2 separate regions of the Homo sapiens genome follow, and region 1 is linked to region 2. A link is an interaction called in ENCODE POLR2A ChIA-PET data of the cell type or tissue named here. Cell type or tissue: OCI-LY7. All regions are shown on one strand. Links, peaks and the distances in the headings refer to the core of each region. The heading gives the core; the rest is flanking DNA.

Region 1 (11,841 bases), core at 2,223-10,222, 69 kb before region 2:
AAAAAACGGTGAAGAAAACTTTAATTTAAATTGACTTTTCAAAGTTTTCTTTGAATAAGAGAGGCTGAGTAGTGTAGTGGTCAAGCACATAATCTCTGAGCTAGACTGCCTCAATCCAAACATCAGCTTTGCCACTTACTAGCTATTTGAGCTTGGGCAAATGTTCTCTGTCTGCAAAGTGGGAATAATAGTAGTACTTTCTTTATGACATTATAATGAGGATTAACTGAGAGAATACTTGAAAAGCAATTAGAATAGTGCATCTCACATAGTAAGCATAATATAAATGTTTGCTAAGTAAATTAGAACAAATCACAATAAAGATCATTCTTATATTTAGGTTATACTGATTATAATTTACACTTTTGCTAACTTGGGGAAATTATTTAACTTCTCTGGGCCTTGGGTCATTTACTGATGAGCAATTGGCCGGGTGCTGTGGCTCACGCCTGTAATCCTACCTAGCACCTTGGGAGGCCGAGGTGGGAGAATCTCTTGAGCCCAGGGGTTTGCCACCAGCCTGGGCAACATGGTGAAACTCTATCTCTACGAAAAAAAGTACTAAAATTAGCCAGGTTTGGTAGTGTGCACCTCTAGTCCCAGCTACCCTGGAGGCTGAGGTGGAAGGATGGCTTGAGCCCAGGAGGCAGAGGTAGAAATGAGCTGAGATTGCAACACTGCACTGCAGCCTGGGTGACAGAGCCAGACTCTGTTTCAAAGTAATAATAATAATAATAACAATAATAACAACTATGTGTCAGTAAATTTTTAAAAAATAGATTTTCTTTTCTTTTTATTAAAAAAAATTTTTTATAGAGATAGGGTCTCACCGTGTTGACCATGCTGGTCTCGACTCTTGGCCTCAAGCAGTCCTCCCACCTCAGCCTCCCAAAGTGCTGGGATTACAGGTGTGTGCCACCATGCCTGGTCAGATTTTATTTTCTAGAACGGTTTTAGATTTACAGAAAAATTGAGCTTTGAGGAGTACTGGTCAAGTGTCTTGGAGCATGTTCTCCAATTGGAATTTGATGTTTTTCTTGTCTTAGATTGGGGTTATGAGGCCACAGGAGGAAGATCATAGAGGCAAAGTGCCATTTTCATCACATCGTATCCCTGGATATACAGTCATCATGATTTATGACACTGGCTGAAGTGGTTTTTGCCAAGTTTCTCCACTGTAAAGTTACTCTTTTTCCTCTCTTTCCATAATCTTTGGAGGGAAGTCACCATGTGCTGCCCACACATAAGAAGTGGATGTATGCTCCCTTTTTGGAGGGTGGCAGAGTATCTACATAAATCACTTGCAATTCTTCTGTATGGACAATTTGTCTCTTCCTCCCACTTATTAATTTATTCAATTATGTATTTATAACATTGTTAACTCATGCATACTTGTTTTATACTTTAGGTTATAATTCAGTATTACTTTTATTTTATTTTTTTTTGCTCAAATTGTTTCCCCTTTGGTCACCGGGAACTCTTTCAGTTGGCTCTTATGCCCCTTTGACATAATCCAACAACATGATTTTTTTTTTCTAGCACTTCCTTACTTTTCGGCACTGCAACATGCTCCAGGTACATCTTGTGTCTTTCCTTCCCCAGTTCTAGAATCAGTCATGTCTCCAAAAAAACCCTTAGTTCCTTTTGTTAGATAATGGTATTAGGAACCGAGATCTGGATGGTAGGTGTCTGTGTACTAGAGAATATGCTAGGTCTTTTAGGACTTCTCTGCTAACAGATCAAATAAATAATTGTGTGGATACTAACCAGTGTATATACATCTATCTATAAATATTTTTATATAGGTCGGGTGCAGTGGCTCATGCCCAGAATTCCAGCTACTGAGAAGGTTGAGGCGGGAAGATCTCTTGAGGTCAGGAGTTTGAGACCAGCCTGGGCAACATAGAGAGACTCAACTCTAAAAAATTAAAAATAATTTACCTGGATGTAGTGGTGCATGCCTGTAGTCCCAGCTGTTCAACAGGCTAAGGTGAGAGCATTGCTTGAGCCCAAGAGTTCAAGGCTGCAGTGAGCTATGATCACACCATTGCGCTCCAGCCTGGGCAATAGAACAAGACCCTGTCTCTTAAAAAAACAATCTATATCCAAATTAAACTAAATATGAGTTCTTACTGATGTGTCTAACTTTAATCCATTAATATATGGATCATTCTAGCTTTTTCTCCTTGCTTATCTGTAAATTCCCACTCCAGCAGTGAGAAACCTGGTTCCTACAATCTGCCATCTATTTACTCAATCATTTAGTTCCAGTACACATGTGTAGCAGTATCAGAATTGTTAACCCATGCCCCCAAATGAAACAACTTTATCAACTAAAGCAGCATTATTTTTTTAATTTGTTTTTATTTCAGTAGCTTTAGAGGTAAAAGTGGTTTTTGGTTACATAGATACATTGTACAGTGGTGAAATCTGGGCTTTTAGTATATCTGTGTGTAGTGTACCCAACAGGTAATTTTTTCTCCCCACCCTCCTTCCACCATCCCTCGCTTCTGAGTCTCCAGTGTCCATTATACCAGTCTATATGCCTTTGCACATCCATAGCTTAGCTTCCACTTATAAGTGAGAACATATGGTATTTGGTTTTCTATTTTTTAGTCACTTCACTTAGAATAACGGCCTTCAGTTCCATCCAAGTTGCTGCAAAATACATTATCTTGTTCTTTTTATGGCTGAGTAGTATTTCATGGTATATGTATATCACATTTTCTTTATCCACTCATCTGTTGATGGGCACTTAGGTTGATTTCATATCTTTGTAATTGTGAATTGTTCTGCAATAAACATATGAGTGCGAGTGTCTTTTTTTGTTTGTTTGTTTGAAACAGAATCTTGCTCTGTCACCCGGGCTGGAGTAGAGTGGTGTGATCTCAGCTCACTGCAACCTCCACCTCCTGGGTTCAAGCGATTCTCCTGCCTCACTCAGACTCCCAAGTAGCTGGGATCACAGGCGTGTACCACCACACCCAGCTGAATTTTGTATTTTTGGTGGAGATGGGGTTTCACCATATTGGCCAGGCTAGTCTCAAACTCCTGACCTCAGGTGATCTGCCTGCCTCGGCCTCCCAAAGTGCTGGGATTACAGGTGTAAGCCACCGCACCTAGCCACATGTCTTTTTTTATATAATGACTTCTTTTCCTTTGGGTAGATACCTAGTAGTAGGATTACTGGATCGAATGGTAGATTTACTTTTAGTTCTTTGAGAAATCTCCACACTTTTTTCCATAGAAGTTGTACTAATTTATATTCCCGCCAACAGTGTACAAGCATTCCCTTTTCACCACTTCTGCACCAACCTCTATTGTTTTTTGACTTTTTCAAATGGCCATTCTGACTGGGGTAAGGTGGTATCTCATTGTGGTTTTAATTTGCATTTGCCTGATATTAGTGATGTTGAGTATTTTTCATGTTTTTTGGCCATTTGTATATCTTTTTTTGAGAAATGTCTATTCATATCATTTGCCCAGTTTTTAATGGGATTATTTGTTTTATTTTTGCTGATTAGTTTGGGTTCCTTATAGATTTTGGATATTAGTCCTTTGTCAGATGTATAGTTTGCAAACATTTTCTCTCATTCTAAAGGTTGTCTGTTTACTCTGTTGATTATTTATTTTGCTATACAGAAGCTTTGTAGTTTAAGTCCTGTTTATTTATTTTTGTTTTTATTGCATTTTTAAAGAAGTGTTCTTACGTGCTTTTAGTGTGCGATTTCTTTTGCCTTTAGTCTTACATATTCCACTCATTTCCAAAGTAACTTTAGGTCAGTATGTGTTCCCCCTACTTCCTTCAGTGAGGTTGTTTCATACATTTTTAATACAGTTAGATTTTACTGCCATTGTCTGCCTCCCTTCCTGGAACTCTCCTACCTCCTAAATGACTTTACTTAATCTGCATACATTATGGTTCACTCTTTGTGTTCTATCTGTGGGTTTTGATGAATGCATAATGTCATGTATCCACCATTACAGTATCATACCGAATAGTTTCACCTCCCTAAATATCTCCTGTGCTTCACCTTCATAATGAACCCCCATTTTCAACCCCTGGCAATTGCTGGAGATTTATTGTCTCTATAGTTTTGCCTTTTCCAGAATGTCATATAATTGGAATTGTGCAATGTATAGCCATTTCAGACTGGGTGCTTTCACTTAGAAATATGCATTTAAGTTTCCTCCATGCCATTTCATGGCTTGATAGCTTTTTTTTTTTTTTTTTGACAGAGTCTCACTCTGTCACCCAGGCTGGAGTGCAGTAGTGTGATCTTGGCTCACTGCAACCTCCACCTCCTGGGGTTCAAGTGATTCTCCTGCCTCAGCCTCCTGAGTAGCTGGGATTACAGGCGCCCACCACCATGCCTGGCTAATTTTTGTATTTTCTAATAGAGACGGGGTTTCACCATGTTGGCCAGGCTAGTCTCAAACTCCTGACATCAGGTGATCCGCCCTCCTTGGCCTCCCAAAGTGCTGGGATTACAGGTGTGAGCCACTGCGCCCAGCCTACAGCTCATTTCTTTTTATCTCTGCATAATATCCCATTGGATGAATGTACAATTTATCTAGTCAAGCAATATTTTAATAATTGAAAAGGTAAAGCTAAAGAAGAAAACATCCTCATCCTGGAGAAGCTCAGTCACTGGCATTGGTGGCACATAACTAAAGGATAGAATGATAAGAGGCATATTACATTACATTCAAAGTGCTGTGGGCACCCATAGAAGACAATGGGTATCTACATGAGAATGTGATGAGGTATAGGTATAGAGAAAAGCTGGGATTTGTCTTGGGCCTTGAAGAAAAAGTAGGTATTTGGGGATGAGGTGGGAAAGGAGGAAGAAGGTGAGTGGGGAAGAGGAACCTGCAGACAAATATGGCTAGAAGGTGAGAGAGACTGCGTCAGGTCCCAGATAACAGTGTATTTTCCCTCATCCACATATATGACCCCAGAGTTGGATTTGCAGGCCAGGAGGAAGGGGCTTTGTGGTGCCCTTTCACTCTGATGATAACAGTAACTCTCACACACAGAGCACCTACTACCATGTGTCAGACGCGGTGCTGGGCACTTCACACACATTTTCCTCACAATTCTTCATGTTACACATGTGCATTTGTAACACACATACATGCAAAGCTGCAGAAGCACTCTATAATACCTCCTGCTGGAAGCTGACACTCCGAATGGAGTTGCTGTTCACGTGTGTGAGGATGATGAAAGAGATGCTGTCTCACATGCCCTTTGACTCTGGCTGCAGCAGCCGCTTTCACCCGTTCCTCACTCCAGCTCCTCTTCTAGAGGTCCCAAAGCTTTAGAAAATCTGTGGCATTATCACTTGCTGCATTCCCCAGCAACCTCCTCTGTCTTAATCAGGGATCAGGTCTCCATCCAGCACACTGCATTTTTTCCCTGTACCTCTATGACTCTTTGTTTACCTAAACAATTCCAAGAATGAGTGATGATAGGAATTCAGAATAGAATGGGAGAGCACCAAGCTTTTCCTTTATGAAAGTAATAAAATGAGGTCAACTTTCTCTTCACTCTGCCCCATGTAAGTTTCCTAAAGAAAGTCAAAGCAATTCTGTTAATCTGCATTTAGACCGCCTACTTCCTACTCAAAGAGTTCAAAACTGAGCCTTGGGATTGGATCAGCACTTCATGGAGGTCATTAGAATAGCACTGTTAAGAAATAAAATTCTCCAGGAGGAAGATTTATAAGCATGGGGAAACTGGAAAAAAAGCTGCCTTAGTTCCACTCTGTTTGGTCGTCATGACTTTTGGCACTGTAAGATGACACGTCAATTTGTACCAAAACCAAAATACCAGTTTGGGATAATCTTTGATGAAGACTTGGCAACCCTATTGACTCTGCAGATCTTTCTCATATTTCAACTAATGCAAACCTCTAGAGAATGTATACTGAGTGACACATCACATAGCTAAAAATAAAGCAGCAGTTAATTTGACACCCACTGCTAGATAATAAAAAGTGACTCATAATTATTATTTCCAACATTTCAAAAACTTGTAATTGAGTTTCCTGTATGCATTTCCTGAGAGGCAAACTCTTCCAAAAATTAAACTCAAATTTGTTGTAGAATAAAATTTTAGGATCTGAAGAACTGTAGACAGTCACAACTGTGCAAATATAAACATGTATCCTCTTCCTAATGTGGTTAATATTTAGTTTACAGTCATTATCATTTTATCATTATTGTAATTACACCTTCCCCTTTAGAAAAAAAGTTATTTTAGTCAAGTTTAACTAGAGGTAGTTGTGTATACTGTGCAACTAATTCTGCTACTGTACCAAAGCATCATGAGGGTAGGTGTGTGTTCCAAGTGTCCTTGTATCCTCCGTGCAGCAGAGGCTTCCAATTGTCCTCTAATATTCATTGTACTAGATCCCTCAGTTTTTAAATGGGTCACATGGCCACTCAGAGTAAAAACCATGTTTCCGGCCGGGTGCAGTGGCTCACACTTGTAATCCCAGCACTTTCGGAGGCCGAGGCAGGCAAATCACTTGAGGTCAGGAGTTCAAGACCAGCCTGACCAACATGGTGAAACCCTGTCTATACTAAAAATACAAAAATTAGCTGGGTGTGATGACGCATGCCTGTAATCCCAGCTACTTGGGAGGCTGAGGCAGGAGAATCACTTGAACCCGGGAGGCAGAGGTTGCAGTGAGCCAAGGTTGTGCTGTTGCACTCCAGACTGGGCGACAAGAGTGAAACTCCGTTTCAGAACAAAAACAGAAACAAAACCACATTTTCTCAGCCTGCCTTACAGACAGGTGTGGCCTGGTAACTAAGTTCAGGCAAATAGATGCAAGCTTAAGTGTTATATAGCAGTCTTTAAGGACCTTTCTTAATTTCGCTTTTTTCACCATTCCTTCCTTCTTCCTTCTGGCTTGGTGGTGGAGCTGATGGCTGGGGGTGAACAGCTATCTTGGACCATGGAGTGATCTTAGAAGAGAATTCAAGCCCAGCAGATCAACTCCATGGAACAAGATCACCACACCAGTTCTGGCCTGTCTCCCTTTGGACTTCTACGCGCGATAAACTATCTTGTTCAAGCCACTGTCACTTGCATTGAAACATAATTCTAGCCAATAAACCCCACAGTCTCAAGCATATCCTAGCATGTCACTAGAGCAAAATATATAGTAATAAATGTTTATTGAATAAATGTTGCAAATTTGGGCTTTCAGGAAGTACATTATTTTTGTTAGTCCAGAAGTTTATGAGTTGAAACAGGACAGCAGTGAGGTCATCCAAGGCCAGAGGGAAATGAGACCAAGTGACTCAAGCAACCAGGAGACCACCGACTATCAGGCAAAAAAGGAAGAAACAGTCAAAGCTAAGGCTCAAAGAAAGAAGACACCACTCAGTCTGGGGAATCTGGAGGCAAGAGAAATTTGGAAACATCAGTCTCTAGTCTGGAGGATAGCAGGCAAGTAGCTCAAAGTCCACAGTCAGCAGCTCTCAGCTGGGGTCGATTTTACTCTTCAGGGGACACTGGCAATATCTGGAGACATTTTTGGTTGTCACAACTGGTTGGGGAGGAGTGGTGCTATGGGCCTCTAGTGTATAGAGGCCAGAGATGCTGCTAAAAATTTTACCATGCCCAGGACAGCCCCCAAAGCAAAGAATTATCTGGTCTAAAATGTCGATAGTGTTCAGGAAAAGAAACCCTGGTCTAGCTGATTATAGGTGTTCACTTCAGGCCCCAAACTCCAGCTACTCTTGGAGTTCAGGCCAGAGGGAAGATGGGTCATTTAGCCAGCCTGGATAACAGCTTGGAAATAGACAATCCAGACTTTCATGTTCAGCGTCATTAAGCAGACTTTGTGACTAAACTGAGTACCTGCAAATTGCTCTCTGAATATTAAGTAGCTTATAGCACAGTTCTTCCCACAATACAAAGATAATTATGCCCTATCCCAGACTAACAGAGACTGTGACATGCTCACAAACCATTAAGAAGAGTCTGAAATATAAAACAGGTATACATTGGGGTCCTAAGGTCTCAGAGAAGCTCCTTTGCATACCAAATGTGGGGAAGGGAGTAGAACTGACAAGCAGCTTCTCTTTTGATGTGAGTCCTAAATGTGGGAATCATCAGTCTCCACATTCCCAAAGCCAGGGTTTGTGTCAGAGAAGGTCCATGCCAGAGAGGCTGAGAGGGCAGATCTATTCTTGATTCTGCAGCTGACTTGCCGTTTGAACCCTCTGACTTTTCCAGGCACCAGTTTTCCTTACAGTGTGAAAGACAAAATTATCATTAGCTGGAGGGGAGGCCTGAGGGAAAGAGAGAAGAAGAGCAAGTTGATTGAGCTGCTGAGGCTGCTAGGCCCTATGTGCATAAATCAGTAAGCTTAAACCTCAGAATATCCCTGGTGGCTCGAGGATGACAGCATTATGGAAATAAAGTACTTTTTATATTCCTGCATCTGTATTAGCATACATACATTTACTTCTCATATTTATGAGATCCTTATAAATTTCTTTTCAAAAAAGTTTTTTTTGCCAAACTGAATTAAGTTAGTTAATTGCATACTTATTATACACAAAACACTATGCTTGGTTTTATGTGGTTTCTGCCCACAAAAGGCTTTCATTCCAGTAGAGAGGCAAAGATTTACACAAAGAAATCACAATACAAGGTAGAAAGTCATAATGCCAAAAGAGAGACATAAATAAAGTGCTGTGGGTTCACAGAGAATGAAATACTTAATATGGTTAGAAGAGGTAGGTTCAGTTGTTCATTATTTTGTTTAAAAAATATTTCTTGCACTTCTGCTATATGCCAGGAAGTCTGCTAAATGACAGAGATTCAAAAATGAATGACACCAAGCCCTTAGCTGAATGGGGAAGAGAAAAGTATATCAAGAGTGGCATTTGAGCAACATAAGGTTGAAAGTTGTGCTAATGTCAGATTTTGGAATGGGAGCAGGTAGAAGGGGAGCGTACTCCAGGCGAAGGAAAAAATAAGCAAAATATCAGAGTAGCAAACCAGCTTGTATTTCATCAGCCTCCATATGGGGTTCCCCACTACTACCAAATCCCAACCCCCACCCACACGCATCAGTTAATTTAGGAGGGGGCTTCTCTCTGAGCATGCTCTGTAATACAAATCCTCCATGAGAAGTTTGGTTTGTTGACCAGAAGAACAATATTTCTCCTATTAGCAATTATCTAGGTTGTTTCTGATTGGAAACTGTAATTAAAATGATACCATGAACATCCTTATACATGTGTCTTTGTGTACTCATGTGAATATTTTCTATAGACTAACGTTTTAAAATAGTTACAATAAACCAAGTTCAAGGATGAGTCACCAATGGACAGGATCTCAGATCCCCAGGATGATGATGAGTGTGTAAGAGAGCACTGAGCACCCCCTACAAGGGAAGATGGAAGTCTCTGAAGACAAATGTCACCTGCCTCCTAAATTTGTCTAATGGAAGCTCTGCCTGTAACCTTAAAACTGGGGTTTGCTTCCAGTCACAGTGGCTCTCGCCTATAATCCCAGCACTTTAGGAGGCTGAGGCAGGAGGATTGCTCGAGGTCAGGAGTTAGAGATGAGCCTGGGCAACATAGTGTGAACCTGTCTGTATATATATATTAGCCAGGTGTGGTGGTACGCACCTGTAGTCCCAACTACTTGGGAGGCTGAAGCAGAAGGATCACTTGAGCCCAAGAGTTTGAGGCTGCAGTGAGCTGTGATGGCGCCACTGCACTCCAGCCTGGGTGACAGAGCAGGGAGACCCTGTCTCTAAAAAACAAAAACAAAAACAAAATTGAGGTTTGCCAAACAGTTCTGCCTTCTAGTGCTCTCTCGAGACTCATTTCTCTCTGGGTGTGGTAAGCATTGCATTAATACTCCCCAACAGACAAGTAGAAGTAGCACCAACATTTTAAGATATACTATGGGTGAAAATCTTAACATTGAGAAAAACATACCCATTAACCTTTTACCTGTCATTGAAAAAGATGGGGCCTATTTCATTCTAGCTCTTGATAGTAAGTGCTTGGAAGCCTCTCGGTCTGATGCAAGTGTCAGGGCCCTTGTCCAAATCCTGCTTCTCTTGTTCTGCTTTGCTGAAGGGCATGAGCACTGAGCAGAGAAGGAGCAATGGGAGCTACTCCGCTCAAAAATATCTCCCCCTTTCATCCTACCAAGAGAGTCAACAAATCGTTCGATCTTTTTTGCTTTTTTAAAAAATTTACATACGGTTTACAAAATTCACCATTTAAAAATGTAAGGTTCAGTGGTTTTTAAATATATTCACAAGGTTGTTCAGCCATTACTATCTAATTCTAGAACACTATTACCCCCAAAAGAAATTCTGTACCCGGCCGGGCGCCATGGCTCATGCCTATAATCCCAGCAATTTGGGAGGCCGAGGCCGGCAGATCACTTAAGGTCGGGAGGTTGAGACCAGCCTGGCCAACATGGTGAAACCCCATCTCTACTAAAACTATAAAAATTAGCTGGGCGTGGTGACACATGCCTGTAGTCTCAGCTACTGGGGAGGCTGAGGAGGAGAATCGCTTGAGCCTGGGAGGTGGAGGTTGCAGTGAGCAGAGATTGTGCCACTGCACTCCAGCCTGGGCAACAGAGCAAGACTCTGTCTCAAAAAACAAACAAACAAAACACAGTCCCTCTCTATAACCCCTCCCTCATCCCCTAATCTACTTTAGGTCTTTATGGATTTGCCTATTCTGAACATTTCATCTAAGTGTAACCATACACAGCATGGTCTTCTGTGACTGGCTTCTTTCAGTAAGCATGATGTTTACAAGGTTCTTCTGTGCTGTAGCATGTATCAATACTTTACTCCTTTTTATGGCTGAATAAGATTATATTGTATAAGTAACCATATTTTTAAATGCATTCATCTGTTGACGGACATTTGGGTTGTTTCCACTTTTTGGCTATTATGAACAATGCTGCTATAATCATTTGTGTTTAGCTCTTTTTGAGGTGAAATAAGTTTTTGTTTTGTTTTGTTTTGTTTTGTTTTTTTGAGACGGAGTCTCACTCTGTCGCCCAGCCTGGAGTGCGGTGACGCGATCGCGGCTCACTGCAAGCTGCGCCTCCTGGTTTCACGCTATTCTCCTGCCTCAGCCTGTAGCTGGGACTACAGGCACCCGCCACCATGCCCCGCTAAGTTTTTTTTTGTATTTTTAGTAGAGACGGGGTTTCACCGTGTTAGCCAGGATGGTCTCGATCTCCTGACCTCGTGATCCGCCCGCCTCGGCCTCCCAAAGTGCTGAGATTACAGGCGTGAACCACCACGTCCAGCCGAGGTGAAAGAAGTTTCAATGGAAAAATATGAAATGCTTTCTGAATATGCATGTCATTCTTGTGCAGGGTCCATGCTAATCTTCTCTGTATTGTTCCAGTGTTATTAGGTTGGTGCAAATGTAATTGCGGTTTTTGCATTGTTGAAATTTGCTGTTTGATATTGGAATACTTTCTTAAATAAGTGTGGTTATGTTGTACATCATTTTAATGCACATTTCTCACTTTTATCTTTTGCTAATGACTTATTGCTGTTTATTTTATATTTATTTTAGACTATAGAAGTGACGTTAGACAAAAAGCAAATTCGCGCAATTTTCTTATTCGAGTTCAAAATGGGTCGTAAAGCAGGGGAGACAACTTGCAACATCAACAACGCGTTTGGCCCAGGAACTGCTAATGAACGAACGTACAGTGCAGTGGTGGCTCAAGAAGTTTTGCAAAGGAGACGAGAGCCTTGAAGATGAGAAGCGTAGTGGCCGGCCATCGGAAGTTGACGACGACCAATTGAGAGCAATCAT
Region 2 (11,841 bases), core at 1,682-9,681:
GCGGGGGAGTATTTATGTATATTTAGGAAGAGTGAAAAGGCAAATAAATTAGAACAATGTTAGCAGTTGATAAATATAGGTAGGTATAGGGTATAAGAGTATTCATTGTATTAGTCTTTTAAATTTTCTGTAGGTTTAAACATTTTCAAAATTAGTTTGGGGAAAGTAAATTAGACTGGATTTTATAGTAATTGAGTATGACTGGAAATGTATGAACTCTGTTCAAAGTTACATCTCTTAATAGAAAAATGAGATTTGACAGAGCATATTTGAAGTCAGTGATTAAATAAAGAGTATTAGTTTTCCAGTGCTCCTGTAACGAATTACCACAAATTTAGTGGCTTAAAACAACGCCCATTTGTTTGTACCCTGATCTCAGAGTTTTGTTAACTTAGAAGTCAGGGCACAGTGTGACTCAGCTGTTTCTCTGCTCCAAGTTTCACAAGGTTGAAATCAGTGTCACCAGGGCTGAGTTTCTTTCTAGAGTTTTGGGAATGATTCGGCTTCCAGATTCTTTCCAGTTGTCAGAATTCAGTTACATGTGGTTGCAGGACTGAGTCTCCATTTCCTTGCTGGCTGCTGGCTGAGGATTGTTCTCAGCCTCTAGAGGCCACCTGCATTTCATGGTTCATGGTTCATGGTTCATGTTTCCCTTTCTCCAACTTCAAAGCCAGCAACTATGGGTGGAGTCCTTTGTTTCACATCTCTCTGCCTCCCTCTTCTGCCTCATCTTACTAACTCCTCTGCCTTCCTCTTCTGCTTTTAAGAGCTCGTATGATTGCGTTGGATCCACTCAGATAATCCAGGATAATCTCTATTTTAAAGTCATCTGAGTAGTAACCTTAGTTCCACTTGCAAAGTCCCTCCTTCACAGCAGTACTTGGATTAGTATTTGAAATAACCAGAGGGTGGAAATGTTGGTGGATATCTATAGAATTCTGCCTCCACAGGAAGATATAATTGAATTCTAATAGTAAAAAAAAGTAATTATTTCTTAAAATACTTTGTTTCTTTCCTATTAGTATTAGGTTTAACGGTGGTACCAAAGCAAGAGATTTTTATAAGAGAGCTATGATTATATTAATCCTTCTGGCAATAACTATGAAAGGAGTCTTGGATGTTTATTAAAGGAAGGAAAATGAAAATAGCTGCTAACAATTACATTTGGAAATACTTGTTTTTACCATAAACACTATTCTTTTTTGTTTGTTTGTTTGAGACAGGCTCTCCCTCTGTTTCCTAGACTGGAGTGCAGTGGCACAATCATAGCTCACTGCAGCGTCGTCCCAGGCTCAAGCAAGCTATCCTCCCGCCTCCCAAATAACTTTTGAATGCATCATCTCATCTTCATTCTTCTGCTGTTACTGTAATTCACATCTCCTTTTGTCTAATTAGGCCCATTGTAATAGCCCAGTCTAACCCTTTCAGATCTATCCTCCACATTGCTTCCAAAGTAATTTGTTCAGGTCTCCCTTCCTGCTGGTGAAATCCTTCAGTGGCTTCCCATTGCCTTTAGGAGTCTATGCAGAGTTCTGAGCACCGCTCTTCATTTCTTGCCCCTTCCTATATTGTCGTTCCATTCCTGCCACTACCACCTTGTGCACCATTTGCTCTATCAATCCTGAAAAACTTCCAGTTTCCAGACAACATGCTCTCTCTCATGTGTCAACGTGTCCACCCCACCTTTCCTCTTTGCCTTAGAATGTCCTTTCCCCATTTGCTCTCCATACCCATTCATCTGGTTTATTGTCTTTTTTTTACTTGTCCTTTAAGTCTCAACTCAAAGAGGAAGTGACCTTTCAGCAGTCCCTCCTTAATACTCCACAGTATTAGTGTACCTCTTCTGTGACCCAAACTGCGAGTGCATGATACCTGGCATGCTCTTCTCTTAAGCACTTAGAAGACTGAAATGTTGTCAGTGGTTTCCATATCCTTCTTCCATCCCAGACTGTGATCTCTTTGAGAGCTAAAATGTCAGTTTTCTCTGTCTTTTGTGGCTAGGGCAGAGCAGATGAGGAAAAAATATTTGTTGAATGAAATGAATCAGCATACATAATTGTAAAGATACAGAGTTTTATAGAACTGATTAGATAAACTAATTCCTTATCTGAAAGAATGTGTACACAGCAAGTCAAATAGTATAGATGAGCTTATGATACAAACTATGTTTCTCCTTCCACTTCATCCTGCCCCTAGCTTTATTCCCTAAAGGTAGCCTCTCTTTAACCATTTATATTTTTGGATTTCCTGGTTACTATGCCTCTTACTTCTATAGCTATATCTCTAAAGAAAACTGTACACATCCTGGGAGGTTCATAAGATTCTTAATTTGAGTACTGAAAGAAATTATTGCTGGGCACAGTGGCTCATGCTTGTAATCCTAGCACTTTGGGAGGCCGAGGTGGGTAGATCACCTGAGGTCAGAAGTTCGAGACCAACCTGGCCAACATGGTAAAACCCCGTCTCTACTAAAAATACAAAAAAATTAGCTAGGTGTGGTGGTGGGTGCCTGTAATCTCAGCTACTCAGAAGGCTGAGGCAGGAGAATTGCTTGAACCCGGGAGGTGGAGGTTGCAGTGAGCTGAGATTGCGCCATTGCACTCCAGCCTGGGCAACAAGAGCGAAACTCTGTCTCAAAAAAAAAGAATTATTTGAAATTTTATTTATTGTATACATTTTGGAAAGTATATTAACTTTATTAAGTTTTTTAAGTTCCCCAAATACTTCCTGAAGGAAGGTGAAGTTCTAATTTTGGGGGTGGGAGTGGGAGGGTAGAGAAGTGGGTAAGAAGAATGTCAAATCGTTGGTTCTTTATTTGTATGCTGCTTTAAAAAAATGAAGTTAACTAATCCCAGTACTTTGAGAGGCTGAAGTGGGTGGATCACCTGAGGTCAGGAGTTCGAGACCAGCCAGGCCAATATGGTGAAACCCCATCTCTACTAAAAATACAAAAAATTAGCCGGGTATGGTGGTGGTCATCTGTAATCCCAGCTACTTGTGAGGCTGAGGCAGGAGAATCGCTTGAACCCGGGAGGTGGAGGCTGCAGTGAGCCAAGATCGCACCATTGCACTCCAGCCTGGGCAACAAGAGTGAAACTCCACCTCAGGGGGGAAAAATATATATATATACACACACATATATATATATACACACACACACATATATATACATATATATGTATATATACATATATATTAAATATAAAAAATATATGTGTATATACATATGTGTATATATACATATACATGTATATATACACATATGTATATATACGTATATATATTAAATACAAAAAAATATAAAATAAATATATATATATGAATATGAAGTTAACTACCTTTTAGCTGGGTGTGGTGGCTCATGCCTGTAATCCCAGCACTTTGGGAGGCTGAGGCAAGAGGATCACTTGAGCTCAAGAGTTCGAGACCAGCCTGGGCAACATAATGAGAACCCGTCTCTATTTTTTAAAGAAAAAAGTTAATTACCTTTTTAAAAAAGTTTTTAAAAATTATTTTTAGTTGACACATAATTGTACATATTTATGGGGTACAATGTGATATTTCAATACATGTTCCATTCCTGCCACCACCACCTCATGTACCATTTGCTCTAGCAATCCTGAAAAACTTCCAGTTTTCCAGACAACATGCTGTCTCATGTGTCAACATGTCTACCCTACCTTTCCTCTTTGCCTTGGAATGTCCCTCCCACTTTCTGTCAGCTACACTTTTACTTTTATACTGCCAAAGTTGATAACATTTATATTTTTTCCTATTGTACAACCAAGTCTCCATGTAAGTATAATGATCAAATCAGGATAATTAGCACGTCTATCCCCTTAAACTTTTATCATTTCTTTAAACTGGGAACATACAAAATCCTCTCCTAGCTATTTGAAAATATGCAATAAATTATTGTTAACTAGAGTCACTCTACAGTGCTGTAGAATACTAGAACTTATTCCTCCTATCTAGCTGCACTTTTGTGTCGGTTAACCAATCTTTAGCTATTCCTCTGTCCCCCGTACCTTTTCCTACCTCTGGTAACCACCATTCTACTATCTATTTCTATGAGATCAACTGTTTTAGTTTCCACATATGAGTGAAAACATGTGGTATTTATCTTGCTGCGCCTGGCTTGTTTCACTTAACATACTGTCCTGCAGGCTCATCCATATTGCCGTGAAAGACAAGATTTCATTGTTTTCTGTGGCTGAATAGTATTCCATTACTTTGATTGATTCCCTATCTTGGCTATTGTGAATCATGCTGCAGTAAACATGGAAGTACAGCTGTCTCTCCATACTGATTTCCTTTCCTTTGGATAAATACCCAGTAGTGGGATTGCTGCATTATATGGTAATTCTGTTTGTAGTTTTTTTGAAGAACCTCCATAATCTTTCCCATAATGGCTGTACTAATTTATATTCCCACCAACTGTGTATAAGAGTTCCCTTTTCTCTGCATCTTTGCCAGTATTTGTTATTTTTTGTCTTTTTGGTAATAGCCATTCTAACTGGGGTGAGATGATAGCTCATTGTAGTTTTGATTTGCATTTCCCTGATGATTTTCTTATCCTTGTTTTGACCATTTGTATGTCTTCTTTTGAGAAATGTCTGTTCAGATCATTTGCCCAGCTTATATACTTTTAAAAAATATCTTAAAATGTTTATTTTTGTATAAGAATAACTGATGATTTTCTGTATTTTGATGTATTATTATAAGTATTTCCCCGCCTTGAAAAATGCATTCAAAATTATTCTTACATACTTAAAACTTTTATTTTTGTGTAAGTTACTATATACATATAATAGATGAGTATAGTCGTAGTTTTACATAGAATAGAAATAACTAAATATAATTATATCAGGGATTTGTGCTTATTACTATTTTCCTGAAAGGATTGCATTATCAAAAAAATTTGGAGATCACTGCTCTACATAATAGACTTTTATGTCTGTGTGGTTTTTTTTTTTTTTTTTTGAGACAGGGTCTCACTCTGTCACCCAGGCTGGAGTACAGTGGCACAGTCTCAGCTCACTGCCGCTTCAACATCGCAGGCTCGGGAGATCCTCCCACCTCAGCCTCCCAAGTAGTTGGGACCATAGACAAGTGCCACCAGGCTTGGCCAATTTTTGTATTTTTTTATAGAGGCAGGGTTTCACCATGTTGCCCAGGCTGATCTCAAACTCCTGGGCTCAAGCAATCTGCCTGCCTCAGCCCCCAAAGTACTGGGACTACAGGCATGAGCCATCGGGCCCAGCCTACCTCTGTTTCTTGATTTATCAAGTTTAGTTAATATTTGCTAACTTGGTGTTAAAAAATGAATATTTAGTTTTCTCACATCATTATCCCTCTCCATTGTTTGATAGTTGTAATTTTAATTTAACTTATTCTGTTGCTTAACTTGGTAACCTCAGAAATAACAACTGTTTCTTATTTTATCCGCTTTTGACAGTCTTTCTTGACTCTCCCCTTTTTTAGAAGGGACATGAGAACATGTGCTCCTTTTTCTACCTGTTTTTTCCTCTCTTCTACTTCCCACTTTCTGTCAGCTACTTTTAATTTTACACTGCCAAAGTTGATAACATTTATATTTTTTCCTTTTATACAACCAAGTCTCCATATAAGTTGAATTTTGAATATGAGAACTATAAATAATATTATATTATTATGACTTGTTAATTCTTCCATAAAGGAAAATCTCCCTTATAAACCTGAAACCCATTGTCTGCAGCTTATAGTTATTTTCCTTTTATTATAGGAAGCACGTAGAATTAACAGACCTCAACAATTGCCCCTTGTTATTTAGCACATTACTACAAGGATTTGTCCCTTCCCAGAAGCTAGACCATATTTCTGCCAATAGGGAAAAGAACATGTGATGTTTGTAAATTCCCTATTAAAAAGTCCCTTGTATTTAGAAATCATGCTTGTTTGCTTTTTGACGTTTCTATTAAAAAATAATAATTAAAACCTAGCCTTTGGGATCCCTAATGAAGTAACAGAATTATGATTTGAAATCACTGTCCATCGGCCACAGTTTCTCCCCTGAACAGTCAATATGCAGTATTTGTCTTTTGCAATAATTACCTGGTTACACTTAGCTGCAGAAAGTGGACATTTCTTCTGTCATCCGCTCCCCAAATCCAAGTGAACTGAGCTTCTTCTGGAGTTCTGGACCATTCAAATAATGAAAATGACTCTCACCTTCAGGGAGTTAATTGCAGGAAGGAACTAGGTATCATTTGATTCTGTGTTTATAGAAAATAGAAAAGGAGTGAGATACTTTTGGCCACTCTTTCTCTTAGGATCCTGAAGTTTATGTCTTGAGACCAAATACATCAAAGTTAGTTCTTGCCTAAGATGAAAGACATTTCTAATTTTAGTACCCCCTAAAATATGATTCTATAAATATTATTTAGTGCAGAGCCAACTCTATGTTAGGACTACTTTTTCTTCTTGCTGGGGCCAGGGTAATGACCCTGGGCTCTCAAAACTTCAACATTAATAGTAACTGGATCCTCTTTTCTCACACTCTATCAGTTCCTTGTAATCAGGGTACATACAAGCTTGTTTCCTGTTTGAAATGTAGCTTTTTAATGCTATTTGTCTTTTTTCCTTCCTTTTTAAAAATTTTTGCAGGGAGTTTCTAATTGCCTTCTTTTTCTGGCACCATCTTCCTTTATCATAGCCTTATTTTTTCTGTACTCTCACTTATATTTCATATTCTGTGGTGAAATCCTTCTTTTTTTTCTTCTTACCAGAAACCTCCCTCCTCCATGCTTGCGTTCCCATGGTGACCGGATGCTTTTCTAGGCCTACTACACAACTGGCTTCCTAGGATTTCCCTCTCTTCTTCTCATTGGTTGGTGTCACTGTTCTCAGGACCCTAAGTCTTTCCTTGTCCTAATCTGTGCCATCTTCTTCTTTGGCAAGGATGTGTGGGAAGTAAACTTTTCGAGTGCTTTCATGTCTAAAACTGTCTTTGGCCAGGCACAGTGGCTCACCCCTGTGATCCCAGCACTTTAGGAGCGCAAAGCAGGAGGATCACTTGAGCCCAGGAGTTTCAGCCAGCCTGTGGGGTTTTGCCATGTTGCCCAGGCTGGTCTCAAATTCCTGGGTTCAAGTGATCCTAATACAAAAATTAGCTGTGCTCCCAGCTACTTGGGAGGCTAAGGTGGAAGAATCCCGTGAACCCAGGAGGTGGAAGCTGCAGTGAGCCAAGATCGCACCACTGCACTCCAGCCTGGGTGACAGAGTGAGACCTTGTCTCAGAAAAACAAAACAAAACAAAAACTGCCTTTATTGTACCCTGGTACTTGTTCGTAGTTGGGCTCAGTGTAGAATTCTGGGCCAAAAATAATCTTCTCAGAAAATTTGCAGATGCAGCTGCTTTGACTTCTGATATCCCCTGTTGCTGACAAGAAGCTAGTTTGATTATCAATCCTTTGTGGGTGACCTGTTTTTCCTGTTCAGGATCTCTGTTTTATATTTTTATTTTGAAGTTTCCAGAGAAAATGTATAAATAGGGTTCTTTTATCAGTTGTATGGGTACTCACTGAGCCCTTTGAATCTTAAGACTTGGATCCTTTCTCAGCTCTGGGAAATTATATTATTTGTTGAATAGTTTCTCCCTTCTTTTTCCTCTGTTTCTTCCTTCTAGAGCTCTTCCTAGTCAAATGGTGGAGCTATTGGATTGGTTCTTTATGTCTTTTCTAGCTTCTCTATTATTTTTATCTTTTATTCATGTACTTTCATTGTTGAGTTTCTCAATTTTATTTTCCAGATCGTTTGTTGATTTTCTTTCCTTTTCTAACCACTTTTTAAACTCTAAGGATCTTATATTTAATTTAAAAGTTATTTGTTTCTTTTTATGGTTTCCTATTCATAGTTTATGTGGATGCACCATCCTCTTCAGTATTTTGATTATAACAATTTTATTTTTTAATGTTTTCTTATGCTCTGTAATTGTCTTCATTCCTTTCAGAGATTTTATTTTCTATATGTTTATCTTAGCTCTTCTTTTTCATGCTGCTGGACTTTCTCATGTGCTTGGTGATTGTTGGTTGTCTGTTCATATTTTAGAAAGAAGGACTAGGTAACTGGTGTGGCTTTCCTCTGCTGTTTTAAAAGTTAGTCTGTTTTCCCATTAGACCTATCACCGGAATGGATGCCTGACTGAGCCCTGTATGTAGGATGGGATGCCTTGGCTGGCCTGTTTGCTCTAGGTTGAGCCTATGCTGGGCTCTGGGGTCCCTCGTGCCAGCGGAGTACTTTACTCTTGTTGGACTATACATACCCACACTAGAAGCCTTGGCTTTCTGCAGTTTGTTCTTTCAGCTATCTGGTTTTTCGAGTAAGGGTTAATGCTAGGCTGCCTATGATCTCTGTGGGGTGGGGGAGGTGGTTGGGGGTGCCAACCAGTGCAGTTCCAGGTACAGATCTTCAATTATTCCCACCGTCTTCAACCTCACTTCTCACTCCTGCCCTCCCTTGTACCTGTTGGCTCGGAGCCCAGAGCCATCAGGTGTTCCAACTGACAGATTGGCTCTCTAGATTCCCTCTAGCATTCCAAGAAGCAGTTTGGCTTCCAGCTCCTTTTAGGTTGCCTGGTAGAGTATTCTGGGCTGTGGCTTTCTCTGCCTGCCTCATCCATCAACACAATTCCATTTGCTTTTTGAAACTAGAAATGTGTTGGATCTTTTATCCGCTGGTGAATTTCCTACTTTTCTTTCTTTCTTTGTTTCTTTCAGCTGTTAGAGATTTATTGCTTCTTTTGCCTTCCTTATTTGAGTGTGGTTTTGCAAGCTGTAAGTAGCAAACATGTATCTTTAGTCTACCATCTTAAACTGAAAGTCCTGATGTGAATTTTAAACTGCAGCATCTGTTTTCTAATATTTACCTACCCTATTTATCTTCATGACTGCAGTGTCTATTTAAGCATTACATAATTAACAAATTAGCTGGGCGCAGTGGCCCAGGCCTGTATTCCCAACACTTTGGGAGGCCGAGGCGGGCGAATCATGAGGTCAGGAGTTCGAGACCAGCCTGACCAACATGGTGAAACCCCGTCTCTACTAAAAATACAAAAAATTAGCTGGGCGTGGTGGCGGGCGCCTGTAATCCCAGCTACTCGGGAGTCTGAGGCAGGAGAATCACTTGAACTCAGGAAGGAGGCAGAGGTTGCAGTCAGCCAAGATCGCGCCACTGCACTCCAGCCTGGGTGACAGTGCTAGACTCTGTCTCAAAAATAAATAAAAATAAAAAACCTAATTAACAAAGTATTTCAATAAAATAAGGTGAGATAATTAGAGTAAATAACTTGAGAGGAATAAAAATAAGATGGAACTTTTTTCCCCAGAAAATCTTGTATACAGTTCATTTTGATAAAAAAGAAAAAGAAAAAAAAACTGCTAAAAGATTAGCGTCTTAAATTAGAATCAATTTTGTGGTTGAGTTCAATGGGTTTTAAGTAAACAATATCCTTTCCACTTTACTCATAATGCTGTTCATACTTGGTTTTGATAATGCTTTTGTCCTATAAAAGATCTTTATATTAATGTAATGAATTGCTTAAACATTTCACCAGCTTTTAAATAGCAATTTGGTAAAATAGAAAGACTCATGAGATAATTTATTCCCCCAGGACAGAGAAGGGATAAACAAGCCTTTTCAGTCTGTGATAGCAGAATGGTTTGGTGAATTTAAAAGCCTTAATTATTATGCTTTAAGCAACAACTTAATTTGCTTCTGTCTGATTCTTAGTTTTTGAGTTCTTCCTTTCATAAACTGTATCATGTTGCTATTTTGCTGCTCATCATTTTGCTGTTTCTCTTTTCCTCATCAAAAAGTATTTACTGCTCATGTCCATATATTCCCTGTGCTGGCGGTGTTGCTGTGGGCTGTAGATGCACACTGGCTTTTTTTTTTTTTTGAGACAGAGTCTCCCTCTGTCACCCAGGCTGGAGTGCAATGGTGTGATCTCAGCTCACTGCAACCTCCGCCTCCTGGGTTCAAGCAATTCTCTTGCCTCAGCCTCCTGAGTAGCTGGGATTACAAGCACGCGCCACCACTCTTGGCTTTTATCTGTACATTTGAGTGCACTTTTCGAGTATAGAGTGTGGATAGTTAAGGGAATCAATTTCTAGATTTTTGAATTCCCGATGTAGTTTTTCCTAACATTGCTCTGCCAGAGAATGTGTTTGGAATGGAGGTGTGTGCTCTGCTTTCCCACCTTCACTTGCGTCGTTATCCTTTCTCACTTTTAGAAAGGAAAGGCACACTGCTAATCCATTTTAGATATTACAAAGGTCCATTGCCCTGGATGTAAAAACTACCAGGACACCAAACAAAGGGCAATTGAAAATTTGGTGTCTGTGTTAAGATAGTGAATGTCGAGAAATACTGTCTCAGGGAATGACTAGATAACAGTTTTTTGCAATATTAGTTTCCAATATTTTGCTGTCAACAGAACTGAAAGAAGGCCTGATAGAGTTGTCTGCTAAGTAACTAATAGATCAGTAAGTATATTTTTGATGGTAGGTTACTGTTATTTTTGTCACATAACTCAAAAGATTTCCAAGAATTGAGAGATAATTGCTACAACAAGACTTCCATTTTTATCTTTTCATTTATGTGAAAAAAGTTTCTCACCACTTAAAGTTATAAAAACAAAAAATAGGGATAATTCTGTTTTTTAATAGCTGAGTCCTATTTCATTCTGGCAAGAAATAATAGTTACTGCACGTTCTTAGATGACACCAAAAGCATGGTTCATAAAGGAAAAATTGATAAATTTGATCTTATCAAAATTAAAATCTTTTTCTCTGCTAAAGACCCTGTTAAAAAGATGAAAAGACAAGCTACAGACTGGGAGAAAATATTTGCAAATCACATATCTCACAAAGGACTAGTATCTGGAATATACAAAGAACTCTCAAAACTCAGTTTTAAAAAATAGTCCAGTTAGAAAGTGGGAAAAAGACACGCATAGACATTTTACCAAAGCTATATAGATGGCAAGTAAACACAGATGAAGACATTCAAGCTTATTAACCATTAGGGAATTGCACATTAAAACCGTGATGAGATATCATCAGAATGACTAAAATTAAAAATAGTGAAAACACCAAATGCTGGCAAGGACGCAGAGCAACTGGATGATTCATACATTGATGTAAAATGATACAGCCATGGAAAGCAGTTTGCAACTATTTAAACTTATGGTGAAAAATTGTAGATGTCAACTTAAAAATATGCAAGGGGGTATATAGTTTTCAAATTATTTGTGGGATCCACAAACAAAAATGCTAGAGTTTAAAACCATAATACCTCCATTGCTGAAAGGGCTACATTCCAAAAGAATGCCTTTTAAGAAATCAGAATCTTAAATATCAGAGGTAGTTGAAATATTAAGGAACTTGGCATTTGTCTGTTAAGGGGTAGAATTGTAGTACCAAAAGTCCCTTAATTAAATGATAATCACATAAAATATGGCACTAGTAAGAGTAAGAAAAAGAAGTGTTGTACTATGTTAAGATGATGTTATTGGCTTTAAATGCCTATTTTTAAATCAAGGTCAAGGGATGTGCTCGGACAGATGTGTTCAATAGCCATGTTCTAAACAGGCAAGAGAGAAAAAGGAAAGGCAAGTCAGGGGAGAGTTGTGTTTTTAGCAGTCTGTGTTGGGTAGGGCAGAGTGATGTCGGACACTCATCTCTACTCCCAGAAATCACCCTGAAAGGACTACATCAGGTTTACCTTTAGGTAATGCATGATTTCAGATTTCCTATTTCTAGCTCCCCATGTATGGAAAATCTCTATATATGCTTGATGATG

The links. ChIA-PET counts read pairs that join two places held together with the same protein. Peaks named below come from ENCODE experiments on the same cell type or tissue, not always from the same donor. Only the 100,000 strongest peaks of a DNase experiment are listed, where the experiment ranks them.
Region 1: POLR2A ChIA-PET joins it to region 2 with 10 read pairs; 2 of 35 experiments call an interaction of 5 or more read pairs at or near these places.

The regions. Positions count from the first base shown.
Region 1 is chr1:93,009,855-93,021,695 of GRCh38, reverse strand. It overlaps the pseudogene RNU6-210P. Among named protein-coding and RNA genes, the nearest start is that of DIPK1A, 54 kb to the right of the region's middle. RefSeq lists a silencer at 1-84. In OCI-LY7, for the core only: no CTCF peak of the experiment used is centred there; a DNase peak (open chromatin) is centred at 6,795; H3K4me3 peaks cover 952 bases.
Region 2 is chr1:92,940,086-92,951,926 of GRCh38, reverse strand. All of the region lies in intron 1 of DIPK1A (divergent protein kinase domain 1A), which reads left to right. Among named protein-coding and RNA genes, the nearest start is that of DIPK1A, 15 kb to the left of the region's middle. RefSeq lists enhancers at 505-594, 2,000-2,059 and a silencer at 1,721-2,015. In OCI-LY7, for the core only: no CTCF peak of the experiment used is centred there; DNase peaks (open chromatin) are centred at 1,836, 4,130 and 6,506; H3K4me3 peaks cover 4,137 bases; H3K27ac peaks cover 6,151 bases.